2 separate regions of the Homo sapiens genome follow, and region 1 is linked to region 2. A link is an interaction called in ENCODE POLR2A ChIA-PET data of the cell type or tissue named here. Cell type or tissue: A673. All regions are shown on one strand. Each heading gives the region's core, and the rest is flanking DNA. Links, peaks and the distances in the headings are about the cores only.

Region 1 (9,819 bases), core at 3,085-8,084, 180 kb before region 2:
TACTACTTGTTGGCTTAACTGAACTTGTCTTCAAACTACCTTTCCATTTTTTCACAAAACATTTTCGAGGCTGTGGGAGCCACCAGCATTTTCTGGACTCAAGGCAATGGCATTACAGATGCCATAGCCACATTTCTCCATTGTGGGCTTGGAGAAAGCTAATCAACCAAATATTCCAATGTGAAATTTCTGCAATATCAGAAAAATATACAAGTCTAAAAATGAAGTATTATGTTTGAACCCTTAATTCCTTTATCTTGATAATACAATTGTCCCTTGGACAGCACAGATTTGAACTGTGATCTACTTATAAGTGGGTTTTTTTTTTCACCAAATGCAGATGGAAAATACAGTATTCATGGAATGCAAAACTGAAATATATGGAGGGCTGGCTTTTCATATTCGGGTGTTCTGCAGGGCCGACTGCAGGACTTGAATAGGCATGGATTTGTTTTACATGGGAGTCCTGAACTCAATCTTCCACAAATACCAAGGGATGATGGTATATACGTCAAAATACACTGGACCCACCATATCCATGGTTTCTGCATCCAGGGATTGAACTGTGGATAGAAAATATTCAAAAATGAAAACAATAGAAAATAACAATACAACAATAAAAATAATGCAACATTTGAAGCAAAGGGCAGATCTCTTTTCTGTCCAAAATAATGGAGATAATGTGTCTCTCTAGGGTAAATGTAAAGCAGATTTGCTTGCTTTCTATTATGACACCTTGGGATTTTCCGAGCTTGATAGTTTTCTTAGGAATGAGCAAAACTAGTGTATGCAACCCACCTGAAACATTCATCTGGCTTAGTCTGTGTTGACCCGATGAGATTGGGAGGACAAAGTGGATAGATACTAAAATGAAGCTCATGCTGCTTGTTGTGTTGTTTTCTGCCAATGTCCATAAAATTGTTGCAGACCAATTTATGAGACTGCAAGCAGGGTAAAATCTCTGACCCTTCACATTCCCTGGTAGAAACTGAGAACTAAATTTCTCACTATCTTTAGCAACAGCACAGCACCTATTGTTGCATATCTCTATGTCAATTCTTGCATGAATATTTTGATCTCATTTTCTGTTTCTTCAGACTACCTGAGGACTGTTTATAATACGTATTACTTAGTGATGCAAAACATGCATGTATAATGTATGTATAGGTGGGTACATAAATATTGAGATTAAGAGTTAAGATATAAACATCGATTCTTTGGAATGCATTTATTTTTATCGAAGAAGTACAGATCTGATACTAAGAAAAAAGGAGAAGCAATAAAAAATAAATACTGGCTACTAGTTTCCTTATTTCTTCCCTATTCTCTCTATACCTCTGATATCTTTGTATTTTTAAGTGACCTAGTTTTATTCCTTGTTAATTGTGAGGAAATAAGAGCTGTAATAAGAGCTGTGGAGACATAAGAGAAAACAGAGTAGAAGAAGAGTGGCAGAGAGACAGAAAGGAAAAATCCAGAGATAAATTAAAAATTGGATTATCTCCCTTCTGTCTTCTGATGATTCTTTATTCTGCTTTCTGTACTCTGATAATGAAGTACAATTTACATGTTAACTTTTTACCAAGTTGACATTTAGAGGGCAATTTTAAGTGGATCCCTTCTGACTCAGCAACTTTCTACATTTGATAATGCTTATTGTTTTACGTACATACACAGATTATTTCTGGCTTCACATGGGAATTTCAGTTTGCCTAGATCTGAAAGGTTTTTTTTCTAGCTTAAGAGAAGCATTTTGGGAATATAAGCTGGGATCTACATTTGGAGTGTTTTGTTGTACAAAAGTGATGAAAAACCTTTTCTAAAACTAGGGAATATGGGAAATAAAGCTTAGAAATCAGTAAGAAAGAACTTGATCAACTGACTAGGGAGGAAAGTAGATGATAAGACAAAGGCAGAAATTAAAAATTGGGGACATAGATGGAATGAAGAAATTTAATAATTGGAAAATTCTAGTTTGATGATTGGATTGATTTTGATAAAATGTATAAACAATAGGTGGTGACATGACAGAATATTGTTTTGTTCATAATATTAAAGAGAAATTGGGAGGAGAAATTTATTCATAACATTAAAGAGTAACCAAGAAAAACATTAAAAATTATGATTGGTTAACACACAGATTAAGGAAGTGGAATGCTTTTTGAGGGCAAACTGATACTTTCTCAAGAGAGAAGATGTTTCTGTCTCTTACACTGCTTTTGCGGAGTGGAAATTGTTCCAGAATTAGGATATTACCTGTATGAGTTTCCTGTGACTGCTGTAACAAGTTGCCACAAACCTGGTGGCTTAAAACATCAGAAATTAAATCAGCAAGGCTACATTCCCTTGGAAGGTTCTGGGATAGAGTCCATTCCTTGCATCTTCTAGATATTGGTGGCCACTAGTATTCCATGACTTGTGGCCACATCACTCCAATCTTTACCTCTGTATTTACGTTGTTTTTTCCTCTGTCTGTGTTTGCCTAATTCCTTCTGCCTTCCACTTATAATGATACCTGCAATGGCATTTAGGGCCCACCCAGGTAATTCAGGGCAGTCTCCTCATCTAGAAACCTGGTTTTACTACATCTGCAAAACTTTCCACGTAAGATAACATTCAGGAAATCCAGGGACTACAACCTGCTACTTTAAAAGGCCACCATTGAGCCCACATCACTGCCTAACAGTGACTGGCCAAAGTGGCAGCTGGTGACTAAGAACCCAGTCATTTTTCTGTCTAACAAGCTGTGCCATCCAGAGGTCAATGCACCCTTTTATAACTTGCACCATGGACATTGTTAGAACTCAGTACTTTTGGAAAAATATTTGAAAAGTTGATAGAAATACCAGATTTTCATAAGGCAAGGTTTTACCTAGGAGGCAATCCCAAAGATGTCATTTGACTATGAAGGAACAGTGGATTCAAATGAACAGTAATTCAGAAGGAAAAAGTCTTGGAATAACAGAGAAATTTCTTTGGTTTTTTATACAAACCAAACTAAAATACTTCTTTTGAAGTATTCATTTTTTTATTTCCCAAATGAACAGACTTCTCTCATTTATTTTTGAAGAAATATATTTGAATGAAAACACTTGATGGTAAGTATCTGCAACAGTTCATTATCTCCTCTATTAAAATAGAAGCCCTAGCTGTGTAAAACCATGGGGAACAGCAGAAACATGCTTTTTACTTTCACAGAAGTTCTTCATGGGTTAATGTAAAGAGGACTAGATTTAAAATTATGGAAAGGCAACTTAACTGGCTGTATCACTAGCTTTGATTTTGTGCAAGTCATTAAACTTCTTTGAGCTAAAGTTTCCTCTACATAATAGTAACAGTCATATCTACATCACAGGAATGCTGCTAGTGACATAGGACCATATAAAAAAACACTAAACATGGTATCTAGAAACATAAATTTACATCGTATTCTTTTTTATTTTTGAGGGAGAGATGACATGTAACAAAAAGCAGAAACATACCCAGAATGAGCTGTGAGGCAGGAATTGCACAAGTAACAATCTAATGTTGCTTTCTTTGGTCATTTATTCAAATGTTAAAAATTACAATTATTCCAAGGTATATTAGTGGATGTTAATATTTTCTTTTTATACTTACATAGCAGAATTATGCTCATTCTGCACTATTTCCTTTTTCTTTTGAATACATGGCATATGACATTGCCCTATCTTGCATGTAGTTAGGTAACAATTATACTGAATTAAGGCTAATCGAATATGGATCTAAAAGATATACGCCACTTCTAGACCTGGCCCCGAGAAATCTCTCATGAAATATTCCATGCAATACTTGTTTCTTTGCCTGCTAGACAGATGCAGAAAATTTAATAGAAGTCTCTGAGGCCCTGGAGTAGAACTGTCCATGGGCTAAATCTAGCTAGCCTAAATGTTTTATTGGATTTAAATTTGAGACTGTATTATAAGTGTATTTTTGTAATGTTTCATTAAAACAGATGCATGTTCATTCATTAATGCTGGTTTCTTGCTACAATGGCTGAGTTGTATAGTAAGGCTGAAACTGTATGTCCACAAAGACTAACATATTTACTATCTGGTGCTTTAAGGAAAATTTGCTGATCCTTTCCCAAGAGCATAATGGACATGCAAGATAAAGGGAGCCTACATCTCTTAATAATTGAAGAGAGCAGAATGTCCTTTATCTGTCCCTTCCCACAGCCCTGTGCTTATTCATGTTGGATTGCAATATGAGTGAGAAACTTAATTTAAGATTAAGTTTATGGTTTTTTTAAATTTCTGCAGCTAGCATTTACTTCAATGCAGAAATTAGTACTGGCAGTGGGATGATGTTATAATAAAACCTAAAATATATGGCATGTTTAGCTGTGGTGTGATAAGTTGCACCAAAACCAATACCAGAGGCAGGCAGTATGTTTATCTGCATTATATTTGGTGAAAGCATTTTCTACAATAACTTGGAAATCAGACTTTATGCCTTCTTATGCTAGTAGATCTATGAGAAATGGATAATAATAATCAGAACATAAATGTGTGTTGGCTACTATTGCCTGTCATTGGCAAGATATTACAAAATCCAAGTGAGCTCAGGAAGGATTATGCCAATTTGCAAGCAGAGGTGAAAGGAAATAGTGTCCAGAAATTCAAGGGTTTTCAGTGCCATAAAAGTTTCCAGATCACAGATAGTCAGGGTTGTGATTTTCAAAAAGCTCTGAGCTATGAAGGCCCAAGGAGATTACTCAGTTGAACTGTGACTCAGCTCTGCAGCAAATTAGATCAATAGTGTTACATTCTAACTGAAGATTATTGTTTCAGATAGTCTCAAGGTAGTCACCATTAAATTGAAAGAGATGGGCATCTGAATGGAGTAATGAAGCAAAGGAATAAAGAATATTTGAGAATTATACTTAATGAAAGAAACTTGAATGTGGTTACCAGGTTATAGAGCCGATTGGAAGCAATTACATCAGGGGCCTACTAAGTTTTTGAGATAACTGTGTTTCCCAGGAAATGTGTAAACATTGACTAGCAAACAAACAAAAAACAAAAAATGCATTGCAAGCTTTAAAACCATTCCCTGTGGGAAGAAGGCAGGAGGAGCCCTATAGTCCTTAAGGATGGGTGTAATTTCCTAAAGCCTTTCAGGTGTGACCATGAAGATTTCAGGTAAGAAGGATCCACCTTGGGTCAGAGTTATGGACCATAGAGAGCAGTGACGAAGGCATTTCTCTCAGCATGCAGAATCATCAGGGATCTTCCTACATCTCCATGTTGGAGGGCCTCCTCAATGTTAGCCGGTATCACTATCAGTCTATGTCAGTCAGTATCACTGCAGACTACTGACTGATGCATTTTTTTTCCGTTCATTGAGGTTATTCTACATTTGTTCCACTGCTATATATTGGGTTGATGACAGGGGCAGGAGGAAGAGTTGGAGGGCAGATACTTATTTTTTTTTAATTGACAAGTCACTGAATCATGAGGAATCACAGATGAAACTTTGCAATTTCTTCAAGGGGAGGAATAACAAGCATATTCAATGACAATAACAATGGTCTGAGTCAGAGATAACTCTAGGTTTTCACCAAACTTCATTTCTCTTTCCTCCGGGCAACTAGCTAAACTGTATTTCTCTGAAACCTTGTATTGAAATGGAGCCACCTGACTGAATTCTGGCCAATGGTACGTGGATGGAATTCATGTATGTTCCTTCCAGACTGTCCCTTCATTCTTTGCGCCTCCTCCCTCCATCTACTCTCTCTTTTTTTTTTTTTTTTTTTGTTTCCTGCTAGCCATTAAGGAAGTATGTAGATCTTCAGAATGGTGACAGAACAGGAAGAAAACCTCCTGGGTTACTGAAACACTGCATAGTGCAATATCCCCCAAAATTGCACTGGAATGTGATATGAGTCAGAAATTAACTCAGTGACTTAATTAAGCCACCAAAATATCCAGATGTATTTTACTCCAGCTAGTATTTGTTCTTACAAATGAAATTTCATGAGTTTTCGCCCATGAGTTTATTTTTGCATTTTTACTGTTCTCTGTTTTGTCTCTTGCTGTGTAATTATATGACAGCTTTCCTCACTTTGCTGAACAATTTGCGAATTTTCATAGACCTCGTTCTTAGAACTTTTACCTTTGTTGTTCTCTATGTTTTATATTCAGTCTCACTTCTAAATGCATTATTCAAAGAACAAAATAGAGTAAACATCATATAAAAAATTATGTTCCCTTGAACATAGACTATTTCAGGTTCCATTTTAAAATATTTGTTTAGGGTAGTTTTATAGATTTGTTATCTAAAAGACATATCACAAGTCTTTAGATATATGGCCTAAAAGTCAGGATTATCTCTTCTCAGTATTGGCACATATGAACTTGTTTTAGCTTTATTTCCATTTGAGTCTGCCTTTTCAACATTCTTGTCCTTTTTCTGTATTTCTTAGCTTTGTAAATAGTTTTTCCTCTTCTGAACTCCTGCATTCTTGAGGAGAAAAATAAATTCCAGTAGAGCAATTTCTCATGAGTATTTCCCCAGTAAATATTTTAAAATATTATAGTAGTCAATCTCTTTCCAAAAAATTGCATCTTTTTATTTTTTCCTTTCTTTCTTTGACTTAATAAAAGGTAAACTTTGAAAGTGCAACAGTTTTGTGTAGAGTTTAAAGATTCTAGAGCACCGTTATGTGAAGATGAGTTTCTTAATGATGGGCTCAAAAGGCAATTAAAATTTTTATTAGGATATAATTTTTAATAACACATTTTTTCCCTCCAATCTCAAAATCTAAATCTAGTCTTCTGACTGAGAAATCTTACGTTTTTTTTTTTTTTTTTTTTTGGACAGAGTCTTGCTCTGTCACCCAGGCTAGAGTGTAGTGGCACAATCTTGGCTCACTGCAACCTCTGCCTCCTGGGTTCAAGTGATTCTTATACCTTCATACCTCAGCATCCTGAGTAGCCAGGATCACAGGCCTGTGTCACCATGGCCAGCTAATTCTGGTATTTTTTTTGGTAGAGACTAGATTTTGCAATGGTCTTGAATTCCAGGCTGGTCTTGAATTCCTGGCCTCAAGTAATCCGCCTGTCTCAGCCTCCCAAAGTTCTGGGATTACAAGCGTGAGACACCATGCCCAGCCTCTTACGATTTTTTGATAGAATAAGTTTAACTGGATGTAAACCCAGAACAACTTCTCTAACATGCTTACTAAATAAACCTCTTTATTACACTTACTACACCAGATTTATTGTGAAACTAAATAATGTGAAAGACAGAGAAAAATTATTGAACTGTTTTTGGATTGAGCACAGTGGTGGAGTGAACAACACTAATGAGAATGTTTAATTTCTCAAAATTAAGTCCTTTTAAAATTACTATAGTGAATGGATTGTACATTTAGAAATGTTCATATAAGCATACTTATTTTGACAATTTGCTAAAAATAGGACTTACAAACACTAGTATAAGATATACAACATATAAATAAAATATTATCGTAATGAGTATAGATGTGACACATATTTTGGAATATGTGAATTTTTTAAAATTTAAAATCTAAAAATCTGGAAAGAACATCTAGAGAGATCTCTCACTAGCTGTTTGATCATTCAATTATTTTGCCTTTAATCTTATTTAGATAATGGATACATTGATTATATTATTCAATATCCTTTAATTTTAAAATTTTTACAAAGTTTTAAAATTTTATTGTCTATGATTTCAAATTATACACTACAAAATTCTATATGGAATTTTACTTATATATTTTTAAAAGTTTTTATTTTAAAATAGTATATGCTTTCAAAGGGTAGGACAATTTTGACAGAGCTTTTGCATTTGGCCTATAAATTCCTTTGCATTGTGACAGCTTATTTTCTAATATTGTTAAACATATGTCTATACCCTGATCCAGCAATTCCATGCCTATGTATTTACCCAAATGAATTAACATATATGTCTCCAGAAATATTGCACAGATATGTTTCCAACCTCTATATTCATAATAATAAAGCACTGGAAAAATTTAGGAGAATGAATATATTGTGGTATATTCATAAATAGAACATCACTCAACAATAAAAAATAATTCACTATTTATATATGTAACAACTTGAATAAATCTCACAAATATTATTTTATTACTAATATAAATGTATTATTAATTCTTGTCAGTAGGTTTAAATTGGCAACAGTGTAAGTACTTACACCATAGAAATTGGCAAACTCTGCAAATCAGGGCTTCCATCCTCCTTAACTCTCTAGGAACTGGTTATTAAACATTTACTAGCACACAACTACATATTAGCTCATTTAGGAACACAAGACATGTAAGCAGTGGATCCAGGATTTAAACCAAAGGGCAGCAAACTGTAAAGGGCTAGTTAGTTAGTAAATATATTTGACTTTGTGGATTATACTGTCTCTGTTGCAGTGACTCTACTCTGCATTTGTAGGGAGACAGCAGCCATAGATAGATAACACTGAAACAAATGTATAAGGCTGTGTTCAATACAACTTTACTTATAAAAATGGACAGCTGGCTAGAATTGGCATGTGGGCCATAGTTTGCTGATTCCTGATCTGAACTAAAGCAATCTGACTTCTGAGTTGGCTTTCTGAACCATCATACCAGTAGTTTGCATCCTCCATGAGTATTGGAGCCTCTTCAGAAAATATTTTGTAATTATTAATGACCAGTTTCTACCCTAGAACAATTTAATCAGATCTCTGTATGTGGGCCTGGTCCTCACGACTTTTTTAAGCTTTTTGGGTAACTCAGATGTATGGGCAGTGTTAAAAAGTCATTGTCCTACATTATGTTGCCTCCAAGCAAGCAGGAAACGATGTCCTCCTTATTCTCTTGATGAAAAAGTAAGATAAGAGCTGTTTGAAGCAAAGGTGATGGCACCTTAGGCAGGGCTGCAATAGGGGTCTTTAGAGGCTCTCAACACAGTTGTTATACTTATTTGCGTCACTCCACAAAATGTAACAGAAAAATTTTATTTTCAAAATGACACAAAACCTAAAGATATGTTGAAATTAAAATACCTTCTATCTAGATCTTTGATTACAAAATTATGGTTAAATTCCTTAAAACTGCAATTTTCTAAGTTTGTGCCCTAAGTTTAGGTTGCTTATTAAGGAACTGAGAATTCTTCCTAAGATATTATGTATCACTTCCAGAAAGTTCAGAAACCTACCAACAACAAAATTCTACCTAATTCCCTGTGTCAATGCAAACAAAGCTATTTTCAGGCTGTGCATACTGGGAAAGTTGAGTGATCTTCATCTTCCCTGTTATTACATCTAGGTACCCCCACCATGATTGCCTTTGTGTTCCTGATTATTTATAGCCAATTTCGGGGACAGGTTTTGTTTTAAATCTTAATTGGTTTAAATCACCCCAGGAAGGGTAATGCCAGCCTGTAATCCTAGCTACTTGGTAGGCTGAGGCGGGAGGATCACTTGAGCCCAGGAGTTTGAGGCTGCAGTGAGCCATAATTGTACCACTGTACTCCAGACTAGGTGACAGAGCGAAAACCCAACTCTGAAAAAAACAAATCTTAAATTTCCAGATCATTATCCTTTGAGTAATCTCACTTTGCAAGTGGCCACAGCTAGGGCAGTTATCAAGCTCCTTGTCAAGCCTTAAAACCTGTAGTGTTTGGTTGTTTAGATAACATTGTGTTGTGCATATCCTAGCAGGATCTGAAAGTTTTTCAAAGCTAAAACTATTATGAGAACTTATCGTTGGTAACTTTGCTTTGCTTGTCATAAATTTGGGCAAATCAGTGCCCATTACTTCTCTGAGTGGGATTTCCT
Region 2 (8,706 bases), core at 1-5,000:
CAGAAGTTTGAATCTAACAGAGGTTGGTTCATGATGTTTGAGGAAGGAAGCAATCTCCATAACATAAAAGTGCCAGGTGAAGCAGCAAGTGCTGATGTAGAAGCTATAGCAAGTTATCTAGAAGATCAGAATAAGAAGTTAATTGATGAAAGTAGCTGAACTGAACAACAGATTTTCACAGTAGAAGAAAGAGCCTTCTTTTGGATGAAGATGCCATCTAGGATGTTCATAGCTAGAGAGGAGAAATCAGTGCCTAGCTTCAAAACTTCAAAGGGCAGGCTGACTCTTTTGTTACTGACTAATGCAGCTGGTGGTTTTAAAATGAAGCTGATGTTCATTTACTATCTCCAAAACACTAAGACCCTTAAGCATTATGATACTCTACACGTGCTCTATAAATGGAACAGCAATGCCTGGATGACAACACATCTCTTTACAGCATGATTTATTTAATATTTTAAGCCCACTGTTGAGACCTACTGCTCCAAAAAACATATTCTTTTCAAAATGTTACTGCATATTAAGAATGCACCTGGTCACTCAAGCGCTCTCATGGAGAAGTACAAGGAGATTGATGTTGTTTTTATATCTGCTAATACAATATTCATTCTGCAGCCCATGGATCAAGAAGTAATTTAGACTTTCAAGTCTCATTATTACAAAAAGTTTTGCAAGGCTATAGCTGCCATACATAGCGATTCCTTTGATGGATCTGGACAAAGTACAATGAAAATCTTCTAGAAAGGATTCACCATTTTAAATACCATGAAGAACATTTATGACTCATGGGAGGAGGTTGAAATATTAACCTGAACAAGAGTTTGGAAGAAGTTGATTCTAACTCTCATAGGTGATTTTGAGGGTTTCAAGACTTTAGTAGATAGGATAAGTCACTGCAGATATGTTAGAAAGAGCAAGAGAATTAGAATTTTAAGTGGAACCTGAAGATGTGACTAAATTATTGCAATCTTATAACCAAACTTGAATAGATGAGGAGTTTCTTGTTATAGATGAGCAAAGAAAGTGCTCTTTTAAAAAAAAAAAAAACAGAATCTACTCCTGATGTCTGACATGCTGTGAATGTGAATTAACAACAAATAATATAGAACATTAGATAAACATGCTTGATAAAGTAGCAGCACAGTTTGAGAGGACTGACTCCATTGACTCCAGTTTTACTTATTTATTTGTAGATGAGTTCTCACTATGTTGTCCAGGCTGGAGTGCAGTGACTATTCACAGCCATATAGTGCACTACAGCCTTGAACTCCTGCGGTCAAACAATCCTCTTTTTCAGCCTTCTGAGCAGCTAGAGCTATAGGCATGCCACCATGCCAGGCTTGACTCCTACCAATACCAAGGTTGGGCCCCAAGAACTATATTTTTGCTATGCAACCATAACAGACTCAGAGTTACCTATATTAACCAAGATGGGTTAATTCCCAGTTCCTTTTGCATAATTTGGATCTATTTCAACTTAGTGGCACTGAGAAGAGATGTGATTGTGGCTTTTTCACCTATATTGTCTAGTGGATATTATTTGAACTTGCCAAGGTCCCTAGCACTAGCTTAGATTCTGCCCCTCATGATAGTTGGTTGGGACTTGGATCCTGTAATTTAATTTAGTATCTTTCCATTAAATTTCTTGTTTATTCAAGCAATAATTATTTTTTGATACATGCAAGTAAAAGAAACATATCTAATTCAGTATATGAGAGTATTTTTTTTTTTTGAGGCAGGGTCTTGCTCTTTCACCCAGGCTGGAGTGCAGTGGCGTGATCTTGACTCACTGCAAGCTCCACCTCCCGGGTTCACGCCATTCTCCTGCCTCAGCCTCCCGAGTAGCTGGGACTACAGGCGCCCACCACCATACCCGGCTAATTTTTTTGTATTTTTTTTAGTAGAGACAGGGTTTCACCGTGTTAGCCAGGATGGTCTGGATCTCCTGACCTTGTGATCCGCCCGGCTTGGCCTTCCAAAGTGCTGGGATTACAGGCAAGAGCCACCATGCCTGGTCAGTATATGAGAGTATTAAAAAATAAAGTTCTAATACAAATGGATGTTTGTCAATGGACACTTGATAACCATGCACTTTCCATGTACCAACTACAGAGCTCTATGTAAGCCGTTATTGGGGTTACAACAAGGTAATATGGCATTAATTTCAGCATTTATTTTACATCACTTTCCAGTTTTTGAGGCCCTATCCCTTCAATTATTTTTTTGTCTTCACATTAGTTTTACTCACATTTCACAGATAAAAAATGTTAGAGTAAGGGAGTTTATATGACTTACCCAGGATGATGTGAATAGGTAGTGGCAGGGGTGCTTCATCTCCAGGTTTTCCCATTTCAAAACTCATTTACTTATCTCACTGTATCCATAGTTATCATTTCAAATGGTTATAAAGCATTTTCTAGATATTAATACTTTAATCCAATTTAAAATTAAATAAATTTTAAAAATAAAGTAGAATAAGTCTATCTTAATAGCTTTTAATAAAGCAATGACAATTTGAAATTCATAGAGCTTTAAGATTTTGAGTTAGAAATACTGAAAATTTCTTCATTGTTCTCACATCCCTTACTTAAAGACCCTGCCTTTTCTATAACTTTTGAGTTTGTAGCCCTATGAACTATGTAAACTCAATCCTTTGAGTTCATAGTTTATAAATTTAGAGATCAGTGTTTAACTTAAGCCAGATATAGTTTTATTCTACCAAGATCTTTTATTTAGGGCATACACTAAGTTCTAAGTTCTGCGCACAAGGCCCGTAAGGTCAAATAGACTCAGGAGCTGAGATGGCAATTTAGGGTGGCCATGATGGACAGTGTGCAAATTGCTGAATCAGCTGAGAACGCTAATATGCAAAAACAAAGAAGGTAAATAGAGAAAAGAAGAAATGACAGATCATTTAACTCCAGGGAGAAAGAGAGGGAGAGCAAGAGAAAGTTTATGATGTGATTACTGGTGTGGATGTTTGTCTCCCAGGTATCTTTCTATCAAGGTTGAGATTTACTCACTGTTCTTGCATTCTAAGCGAAATTCCTGTATCCTTCCTTCAAATTCCCCTTGGTTGGAATGGATTTCTGTAATAACATATTCTCTGTTTAAGAAAAAAAAATACTCTAAGATAAAGGGATATTCAGCCCAATTTTCATTTAAATATTACATAAACAAATGGCCATAATATATAAAGTGATCTATCAATAATGAATGAAATGCAAGTTTGTGTCTCTACACATTTTATTTTAAATGACATTCTGGATACTATCTTCAACTTACAATATAAACAATATAAATTCCTTTTACATCATTATTTATAAAATAATGCATGAAATAATTTCCTATTTCTGAAGTACTGCCAAACAAAGTATAAACAGCCTTGTCAAATCATAAATATTGACTGTATGTGATAGCAGCTTGGTAGTTCTCCAAACAAAGGTATCATGTTGCCCTCTGAATTAGATTCCTAGGAGCTGCAATAAACAGCAAACAGGATGGCTTAAAACAACAGTAATTTATTTCCTCACAGTTCTAGAGGCCAGAAGTCGCTGAAGACACTAGGGAAGAATCTGTTCCCTTCCTTTGTCTTAGCTTCGTGTGTTGCTGGCAGTCCTTGGCATTCCTGTTTTGTAGATGCATCACTCTAATTTCTGTCTCTGTTGTCACATGGTGTCCCTTCAGTGTGTCTCATTCTGTCTCTTCTCCTTTTCTTATAAGGGCACCGTTTCTATTGGATTTGTGCCTATCCTAATTCAATATGACCTCATCTTAACTTGAATTCACCTGCAAAGACCCAATTTCCAAATAAGATCACCTTCATAAGTACAATGGCTTAGGACTTCAACATATTTTTTTGGTGGACACAATTCAACTCATAACACCTTCAGGAGAAGGGAAAATCATGCTAAACAGGTAGTAAAAACAGATATCACTAACAGAAACATTACTCCTCCTACACAGAAAATGCTTCTTGGCATTAAAAACAAAATTAAATATAATATGATAAATAATAAGCAATATGGACAGATCGAAATTATCTTTCCATCTTCCGTGGTAAGTAAATATATTGTTTGAGTTTCTCAGGTAACAACTGCCTATCACAGAAAGAAGGGAAGGATTGATAGAAGAAGGAAACACACTTCCTTATCAACTTGACAAGGTAAAAGCTATGCTACTGAGTTTTTGTCATCTAAGTGAGAGTAAATACTAGATTATGATACATAGGACTTTGATGTAAAGGATCTCATTGCTCACCAGGTCAACTTACAAGTGGCCTGATACAGTGACCCACACATGACACTGAATGAGAGTTAGCATGTGTTCAAAGGAAAGAGGCTGAAATCTGAGCGGCTTGCTGACTCAAATCACTCTCTTGTACCCTCTGTCCATACTTTCATTGAGAAAATGGCTTAAAAAGAACAAAAAAACTGCATTAAAAAATGAAGAAGGAATGAGATGATGTCCTTTGCAGGGATGTGGATGGAACTGGAAACCATTATCCTCAGCAAACTAACACAGGGAGAGAAAACCAAACACCGCATGTTCTCACTTATAAGTGGGAGCCGAATAGTGATAACACATGGATCCAGGGAGGGGAGCAACACACACTAGGGTCTGTCTGGGCTGGGGGTTGGGGGAGGGAGAGCATCAGGAAAAATAAATAGCTAATGCATGCTGGGCTTAATACCTAGGTGGTGGGTTGATATGTGCACCAAACCACCATGGCACACATTTACCTATGTAACAAACCTCCACATCTGGCACATGTACACCAGAAATTAAATTAAAAAATAAAGCAGTCATAGACAGTTTTAAAGGACTAATTATGCTGTGTTCCAATAAAACTTTAATTACAAAAAAAATGAGAAAAAGAGCAACAACCACAAAATTAGCAGGGGACTTAAGGAAAGATATGTAAAGATGAGTCAAAAACAAAATGAACAAGACAACTAAAACAGAGATAAAAAGCATGCATGATAATAATTTTATAACAATGCAGATGAGAAGGATGGTCAAGGGTTAACAATGGAGTTTTACAGGAACACTGACTAATCAGAATGGGCACCAGCCAATCAAAATGGACCCTTATGTTTTCTGGAGCTTAAAGGAGACATCATTCCTGGTGACGTGGAATAAAGGAAGAGGTGATAAGGCATGGAAACAGATGAAATGCCAGCTGGAATATGTCCGAATACGTGGAAATATAAGAGTTATAATGTCACTTTAGAATCTGACTAAAGAATGGACAATGCTAAAAACAGGGACATTTAGTATGGATACGAGAAAATCAAGCAAAGTAAATGGGGGAAGAGTAATAGATACGGAAGAAAAAGGAGATTCAAAGTAAATAAAATTGAAGTTTCCTGAAGAAAAGGTTGGAATGTGTATTAAAGGTTATAGAGGACAACGTTCCTCATAATAAGTCTTATAAGGAGTTGACCAGGCACATTCAACATTGTTGGGTATTTTATTTATCTTTCTGGATATTAAAGAACTCTGTTGGAAAGGATACTTCCTTGAAACTGAAAAAAAAATTCTATGGGGGCATCAGGGCCAAAACTCACATTACATGTAGGAAAGTTACATCTCTATAGCAACATTCAATGGGAGAAGACAGTGGTATAAATTCTACAAAGTTCTTGGCAAGAGACATAGTGTGCAAGTCATACAAACTCATGGAATATTATTCATAAACTCTTCTTTAAAACAAACAAAAATATAAACCTTGATATTATATTCTCACCAATAAACATGAATAGGAACTCTATCTAACCAGCTTCAACCATAGAACTCTGGGGGAAAGTAGGGTGGAGGGAGGGGCAGGGCAGCATTCACTGCTGAGACCACATCCGAGTCATTAAGTCTCACTACTATCAATAATAATGCTGGCAAACTGCTACAGATTACCCCAGATCTTCTCAGACTCACAGTTACAAAGCAATGCTATTAAGCAATATGTTTCATGCCTTGAGTAAGGGTCAATGCCATGAAGGAAACTCAGTAAAGCATCACTGGCCAAAAAATCTACACCTGTTGAGGTAAATTCTAGCAGCACAGTTTCCATCCCAGTATTACTGAGAATTTTGGGGGGTTGTATACTCATAATACATACCTCCAAATCTTAGGATGCACGTATACTCAGTTCCAGATTGTCTTGCAGAATAGCTGCATCAATGTACACCCTCAATTACTACACAGGAATTCTTGACTAACCATATTATTGCCAACACTACTAGGTAATATTACTTTTCTACTATATAGAAATAAAATACTTTTTTGATGTTTAATTTTCTCATTTAACAACACAATATTTAATGATGATGGGGAGATTCAGCATTTCTTTACTTTCATGTTGATACTTCCATGAAATTGCTGTTCATCTTCTTTTATCCTTATACTGAATTTTCTATAATTATCTTCCATATTTTGAGAAGTTTTTGGTACATATTAATACCAACTATCTATTTTGTAGAATTAATCTCATAACTTGGAAATATTTTCTTTTATTTTATCTATTTTTTTCACTTTGTGATTGAATAGAACAGGCTCTAATTTTGCTATAGTCAAATCCTTCTTTTTATGTTCCCAGATTTTGTGCATTTGAGACCTTTTTGAATAAATCTATCCTATTCCTAAATCTGGTTCTTTTACCATTTTTTATTTCTAGAAAAATTTTATACATTTTAATGCACGTAAAGCCCACTTTTGTATGTATTTATATTAAAGAATAATTGCCTTTAGTATGCTAATTCTCCCAATATCAATCTACCAAGCAATCTGTGATTTCCATTGCTTTTTGTTATCATTGTTACTATAATTTCAAATATGTCAACTACATATCAGAACTCTATGTTTTATTCCATTTGTTTCCTCAAGAGGCGATTCCACACTATCTCCATTACTTGGACTTGGCATTATGGCTAATTATCTGGTATAAAGAATTTGTCTCTGTAATTCTCCTTTATTTAAGCTGGATTAGCTCTCTATTGAAATTTTTTGTCTTTTTACTTGTATTTTTCAATGAGCAATACACATTCCAGCTGAAATTGTGATTGAGATGTATTGAATCTGTAGATAAACTTGAGGCAATTGTCATTTTTTCCATGTTACATCATATTAACATTGTATATTATATCCCTACATTATTTAAATGTTCCTTTATTTCTTATATTCAAATTTTAACTTTTTTTACAGGATCTTTTATTTTCACAAATAAATTTAAACAGCATGTGTTTTATAACCTTCCTGTTATGCAATAAAGTAAACGGAATATGTGGAAATATATGACAGATGATAAATCATAATCAACATATATTTCTCAGTCCAAATACATTTTTCCTACTAATATTACCAATTTTACAGTTTTGTATAGTGTTTATATGCAATCATTATAATTTGTATATTTATATAATGTACTTATATACATTTATATTGAAATAATATAAATGTTTGTATAAAATAAATATATATATATAAACATGAAATAAATACTAAAATTACTTTATTCCCACTAGGTAAATGTAAACTGTTATTTGTCCATTTTTATAGATTTAAAATAATAGGGCTTTATACTGTTAATACTATGCTTAAATTGAAAAGATGAAGCTCCTAAAATATTATAAAATAATTGTGGGTAATTTTAATATTATGGTCATTATTTCTTTCCTTCTGAAAAATAAAAACTACAGTTAACATTATATGAGAAAAAAACTTGCAGGGATAAAAGTATGTCACATATGGCCAAATCTATCCATAATTAATATTTGCTGTTTTATAACCACTGGAATTCAATGTAGATAATTACCTCATAAGAATAAAAAGAATAGTTTGCATTTATGAAATGCAAATAAAATGGTTAGTATATGCAACATTGTATTTTCTGGCTGATAAATTTATAAAGAAAAATAACTGAAAAGATTTGGTGATAGATGAATACCTTACTCTTAGAAAATAGTATAAAGCATGAACTTATTTGACTTAAATTATGATTTTTAGGCACATAATTGTTAATTATTAATTTCTTTTGATGAAAAGATCAAATGGAATGAGTACAGAAAACTGTGATATTTATACTCTATATCACATGATAACTCACACATTATTTTGAGTTTGAATGTATTTTCGAATGATTTGGCTTCTTTTTTTGTTGTTTTAAAAAATTGCCAAAGTCACATAAACCTATGTTATAGCTATTTATTTTTATCTAGCTTTCTGGCCACTTCTTATTATGTAATCAGGCTTTTTACTCTCCTGGGATGTAAGTCTTAAAGAGCTCACAAACACATGTAAAAGGATTTAGATTCTCTCCTTGAGCTAACAGGTTATTCTATAGTTCCTTTTTCTTCTTTTTTTTGTCTTTTTTTTTGAGTCATAACTGATATCTGCTAACAGAAATTTTTCACTCACGTTATTTAAAATTTATAATTATTTTAAAGTAAGCATTTAGGCATCTTGATGTATACCGTACCAGAACATTGAGAACTAGAGACCTAAATTTGAAAAGCAATACTTTAAAATATTTAGAAGAAATATCTAAAAAAATAGACTTGTTGATTTGAGAAAACAAAATATTTCTTTAAAATGATTTTTTATTTAAAAAGCAAGCACAAATTATTAAAATATTGATTACTTTGCTTATAATGACATAATTTACATATATTTGTGCTTATAAATAAAGGACAAGCTACAGACAGGAAGACA

What was found. Peaks named below come from ENCODE experiments on the same cell type or tissue, not always from the same donor. Only the 100,000 strongest peaks of a DNase experiment are listed, where the experiment ranks them.
Region 1: POLR2A ChIA-PET joins it to region 2 with 17 read pairs; 2 of 35 experiments call an interaction of 5 or more read pairs at or near these places.

Annotation. Positions count from the first base shown.
Region 1 is chr3:161,986,503-161,996,321 of GRCh38, forward strand. No RefSeq gene overlaps it. Among named protein-coding and RNA genes, the nearest start is that of OTOL1, 490 kb to the left of the region's middle. In A673, for the core only: no CTCF peak of the experiment used is centred there; a DNase peak (open chromatin) is centred at 5,809; H3K27ac peaks cover 1,411 bases.
Region 2 is chr3:162,172,503-162,181,208 of GRCh38, forward strand. It overlaps LOC107986048 (a long non-coding RNA gene), which reads right to left. Exons shown (of 3, transcript XR_001740570.2): 2 at 3,024-3,106. Among named protein-coding and RNA genes, the nearest start is that of OTOL1, 680 kb to the left of the region's middle. In A673, for the core only: no CTCF peak of the experiment used is centred there; no DNase peak of the experiment used is centred there.